2 separate regions of the Homo sapiens genome follow, and region 2 is linked to region 1. Evidence: read pairs that join two places in POLR2A ChIA-PET (ENCODE). Cell type or tissue: Panc1. All regions are shown on one strand. Region 1 overlaps PABPC1L (poly(A) binding protein cytoplasmic 1 like). Region 2 overlaps STK4 (serine/threonine kinase 4).

Evidence for each region. ChIA-PET counts read pairs that join two places held together with the same protein. Peaks named below come from ENCODE experiments on the same cell type or tissue, not always from the same donor. Only the 100,000 strongest peaks of a DNase experiment are listed, where the experiment ranks them.
Region 2: POLR2A ChIA-PET joins it to region 1 with 13 read pairs; 5 of 35 experiments call an interaction of 5 or more read pairs at or near these places.

What each region holds. Positions count from the first base shown.
Region 1 is chr20:44,927,591-44,930,090 of GRCh38, reverse strand. The region is part of intron 7 of PABPC1L (poly(A) binding protein cytoplasmic 1 like); the gene reads right to left. Among named protein-coding and RNA genes, the nearest start is that of PABPC1L, 19 kb to the right of the region's middle. In Panc1, no CTCF peak of the experiment used is centred here; no DNase peak of the experiment used is centred here.
Region 2 is chr20:44,992,493-44,994,992 of GRCh38, reverse strand. The region is part of intron 5 of STK4 (serine/threonine kinase 4); the gene reads right to left. Among named protein-coding and RNA genes, the nearest start is that of STK4, 27 kb to the right of the region's middle. In Panc1, no CTCF peak of the experiment used is centred here; a DNase peak (open chromatin) is centred at 1,422.

The sequences.
Region 1 (2,500 bases):
GCGGGAGGCATCGCGGCTCCCACTTTACAGCCGGGATAAGAGAGACTCGAAAGAGTGACTTGTCTGGGGTCACTCAGCCTGTGGTTCATACGTTAGCCAGGACTCAACCCAACACATTGTTCTGGTAAGCTTCTATCGCCTCTGCTAAGTACCAAGCCAAGTTCTTTAGGAATTTGGGGAAGAGGTTCTTAGCCTTTTTGTTAAAATAACCTTTTTACTTTGGAGTAACTTTAGATTTACAGAAAAAGTTACAAAAACAGTACAGAGGGTTGCTATATATCTTTTTTTTTTTTTTTGAGACATAGTTTCACTCTGTCACTCAGGCTAGAGTGGAGTGGCACGATCTCGGCTAACTGCAACCTCAGCCTCCCGGGTTCAAGCAATTCTCCTGCCTTAGCCTCCTGGGTAGATGGGACTACAGGCGTGTGCCACCACACCTGGCTAATTTTTGTATTTTCAGTAGAGAGAGGGTTTCACCATGTTGGCCAGGCTGGTCTCAAACTCCTGACCTCAAGTGATCTGCCTGCCTCAGCCTCCCAAAGTGCTGGGATTACAGGCGTGAGCCACCATGCCTGGCCTGCTGTATATCTTTCACCCAGTTTCCCCCAATGTGAACATGGTACATTTTTCAAAACTACAAAATTAACACTGGTGCAATGCTATTAACTATTTTATACCATTAGCTCCTATTAACTACAATGCTATTAACTGAACTCCAGACTTCACTGGAATTTCACTCTTTTTTCCCCTAATATTCTTTTTCTCTTCCAGGATCCAACCCACATGGCATTTAGGGTTTGTCTTTTTGTTTATTTGTTTGTTTTTTAAAGAGATGGGGTCTCACTCTGTCATCCAGGCTGGAGTGCAGTGGTATGATCATAGCTCACTGCAGCCTCAAACTCCCGGGCTCCAGGGATCCTCCTGCCTCAGCCTCTCAAGTAGTTAGGGCTATAGGTACATGCCACCACACCCAGCTAATTTTTTTTTTTAAGTTTGTAGAGATCAGCAATCACTATGTTGCCCAGGCTGGTCTCAAGAGATCCTCCTACCTAGGTCTCCCAAGGTGCAGGGATTACAGGCAGGAGCCACCACACCTGGCCCTGGGTTTTTAACCTTTTTTTAGGGTGAAGACACCGGCCTGGCTCATACAGCCCATAAGGACTAGAGTTATTTTTAAAATCTTCTTTTTTTCCTTTTTTTTTTTCTTTTTTTTTTTTTTTTTTTTTGAGTCAGGATCTCACTCTGTCACTCAGGCTGGAGTGCAGTGGTGCAATCTCAGCTCAACTGCACCCTCAACCTCTCAGCCTCAAGTGATCCTCTCAACTCAGTCTCCCAAGTAGCTGGGACTGCAGACAAGCACCACCATGCCTAATTTTGTTCATTTTTTGTAAAGATGAGGTCTCATCCTGTTGCCCCGGCTGGGCTTGAACTCCTGGTGAGCCCACGCTCTTAATCAGTAATTTTGAAACTGTACTCTGCTACCCTTCAGTAGAGGGGTCTTAACCTGAGAGTCCATGGATCCCCCTCAGGTAGGTCATGGATACAATTTAGGGGGAAATTGCATGGATTGGGGAAAAAGTGACATCTTTATTTTCATATTAGCATTTCCTTCTATTATGAATATGGGCAACAACAAAAAAATCCTGGCAGTATTAGCCATGAATTTGTCATGAAGAAAAAGAAAATATTTTCATATCACATTAATTATTGCTAATCTCAGCCGAGCGCAATGGCTTATGCCTGTAATCCCAGCACTTTGGGAGGCCAAGGTGGGCAGATCACCTGAGGTCAGGAGTTCGAGACCAGCCTGGCCAACATGGTGAAACCCCATCTCTACTAAAAATATACAAAAATTAGCTGGTTATGGTGGCGGGTGCCTGTAATCTCAGCTTCCCAGGAGGTTGAGGCAGAACCCAGGTTCTTGAACCTGGGAGGCAGAGGTTGTAGTGAGCCAAGATCATGCCACTGCGCTCCAGTCTGGGCGACAGAGTGGGACTTCGTCTCAAAAAAATAAAAATAAAAATAATAAAAGAAGCACATACTGCTTTCACTTTAGTATTTTGACCATTATATTTTTTCAGTATGATTTTTTTGTACACCTAAGAATCTTATTTTATGCATTTAAAAATATTCTTAGGGCCAGGTTTGGTGGCTCATGCCTATTTTTGGGAAGCAGAGGCGGAAGAATTGCTTGAGCCCAGGGGTTTGAGACCAGCCTGGGTAATATAAAAAATAATTATCCAGGCATAGTGGTGCTCCTATAGTCTCAGCTACTTGGGAGGCTGAGACAGGAGATCACTTGAGGCCAGGAGTTGGAGGCTGCAGTGAGCTGTGATGGCACCACTGCATTCCAGCCTGGGTGATAGAGCGAGACTCTGTCTCAAAAAAGTTTTTAAAAAATATTCTTAGAAGGGTTCCACAGGCTTCATCAGATAGCCAAAGGGCCGGGCACAGTGGCTCACGCCTGTAATCCTAGCACTTTGGGAGGCTGAGGCAGGTG
Region 2 (2,500 bases), 65 kb before region 1:
CTACTGAGAAAAAGAGGCTTTTCCAACAATAAAAAAATGCCTTGTACTTGAAATACATATAAAAACCATACTCTGAGCATGATCAAGCAGGCATAGAAGAAATTCAAATGACAAAGAAACACAAAAAGATTCTCAATCAATTATTAAAACAAAAACTAAAATGACTGACAAAAAATTTTAAATTAATAATTAATGCTGATAATAGCATAGAAAATCAGGCACCGAAATAAAATGTTACTGTAGTATAAATTGGTACATTTTAGTACATAAGTTGGCAATATTTATTCAACTTTTAAATATTCATATCCTTTGATCCAAATCTATTTCTTGAAATCTATCTTATGTTCAAGTATCTCAAACGATATGCACAAAGACTGTAGAAATGTCTGTAATGGGGGAGATGAGGAGGAAAAGGAAACAACTCAAATGATCATCAAAAGATAGTAAGTTAAATATAATAAATAACCATATACTGAAACACCATATTAAAAAGAAAAAAAAAAGAAGATATATACCTTTTCCTAGCATGAAAAAAATGCACAACATACATTACAAAGCAAAAAAAAGTTGTACAATTATATATAATATAGCCCTGTTTTTGTAAAAGGAAAATATATATAATAATGATGATCATAACAATAATAAAACAATAACCAATAATATGAAACACTGTTATATCATAGCACAAAAAATCTGGAGTAATACACACCAAACCATTAATTATATCTAGTAGGCAGAATCACTAAAGATTTTTACTGTCTATCCTGTATACATCTGTAACATTCTGAAGGTTTATATGAGCATACATGTGCAATAAAAAAATTTTAAACTTGATATATAAAAAATAATATACAAAATATCTTAGTTTATGGGCTAAAGAAGAATATGTGGATACAGTACACATTACAGCAAATAACCACTTGCATACTTTCTCAGGATGGCATGGCCCTACTGAAAGAGAACCTCCCTACAGTTCCTATGCTTTAGCAAAAGAAGGATTTTTTTTTTTTTTTTGAGAAAGAGTTTTGATCTTCTGCCCAGGCTGGAGTGAAGAGGCACAATCTTGGCTCACTGCAACCTCCGCCCCTGGGGTTCAAGCGACTCTCCTGACTGAGTCTCCCAAGTAGCTTGGATTACAGGCGCCCACCATCATGCCCGACTAATTTTTGTATTTTTAGTAGAGACAAGGTCTCGCCACATTGGCCAGGCTGGTCTCAAACTCCTGACCTCAGGTGATCCACCTGCCTCGGCCTCCCGAAGTGCTGGGATTACAGGCATGAGCCACAATGCCCAGCAAAAGAAGAATTTTTAAACAGAACTAAATACGAAAAAGGACTTCCGATCATCATCACTGATATTCCTTCTGAAATGCCTGTGATTTAGGCTATGCCAGTCAGAAGCAAATGACAGGTCATTTAAATCAATCTCATTGTCAGTCCTATGTAAAAAACTAACACAGGAACTAACTTACTGCTTAGTCATTTCCTTAGCTCTGAAACTTCAAATTTGCAAGGGTGTTTTCAAATGGTGATAGTCAAAATTGTTTTCACTGGATTATTTCAATTAGAAATGGTTACTTGGATAGCTAGAAAGTTTTTGAAAATTAATAAGAGCAATGAGTGTACACTAACCCCACTTAGATTTGTATTATAAAGTTATATTAGTACAATAGCATAGCAATAAAAAATATAAAGTCCAGAAGTTCACTATGGCATATGTGTATATGTATGTGTGTGTGTACATATATATCATATATATGTATATATAATAACCTGTTATATATACCACATATACATATGATTTATGATTAAAATGTCATTTAAAATCAGCAAGCAAAGAATAGATTATGAAAAAAAAAAGCACTGGGAATCTAGTCATTTGTAGAACTCTACACTTAAATGCCTACCTTATACTTTCACCAAAATAAGTTCAAATAAGTTGAAATTTTAAACATAAAAAACAAAGCCCAACGAATACTTTAAAGAAGTACATTAGACAGTCAGGCACGGTGGCTCATGCCTATAATCCCAGCACTTTGGGAGGCAGAGGTGGGCAGATTGCCTGAGCTCAGGAGTTCGAAACCAGCCTGGGAAACATAGCGAAATCCCGTCTCTACTAAAAGTACAAAAAATTAGCCGGGTGTGGTAGCAGGTACCTGTAATCCCAGCTACTCGGGAGGCTGAAGCACGAGAATCACTTGAACCTGGGAGGTGAAGGTTACAGTGAGCCAAGATTGCGCTACTGTCCTCTAGCCTAGGTGACAGAGCGAGACTGTCTCAAAAACAAAAAACAAAAAACAAACAAAAAAAAAACAGTACATTAGCCAGGCATGGTGGCACATGCCTGTAGTCCTAGCTACTTGGGAGGCTAAGGTGGGAGGATCACTTGAGCCCAGAAGTTCAAGATTACAGTGAACTATGATCATGCCACTGCACTCCAGCCTGAGCAACAGAGCAGGTGTGCTGGCTTATACCTCTAATCCCAATACTTTGGGAGGCAG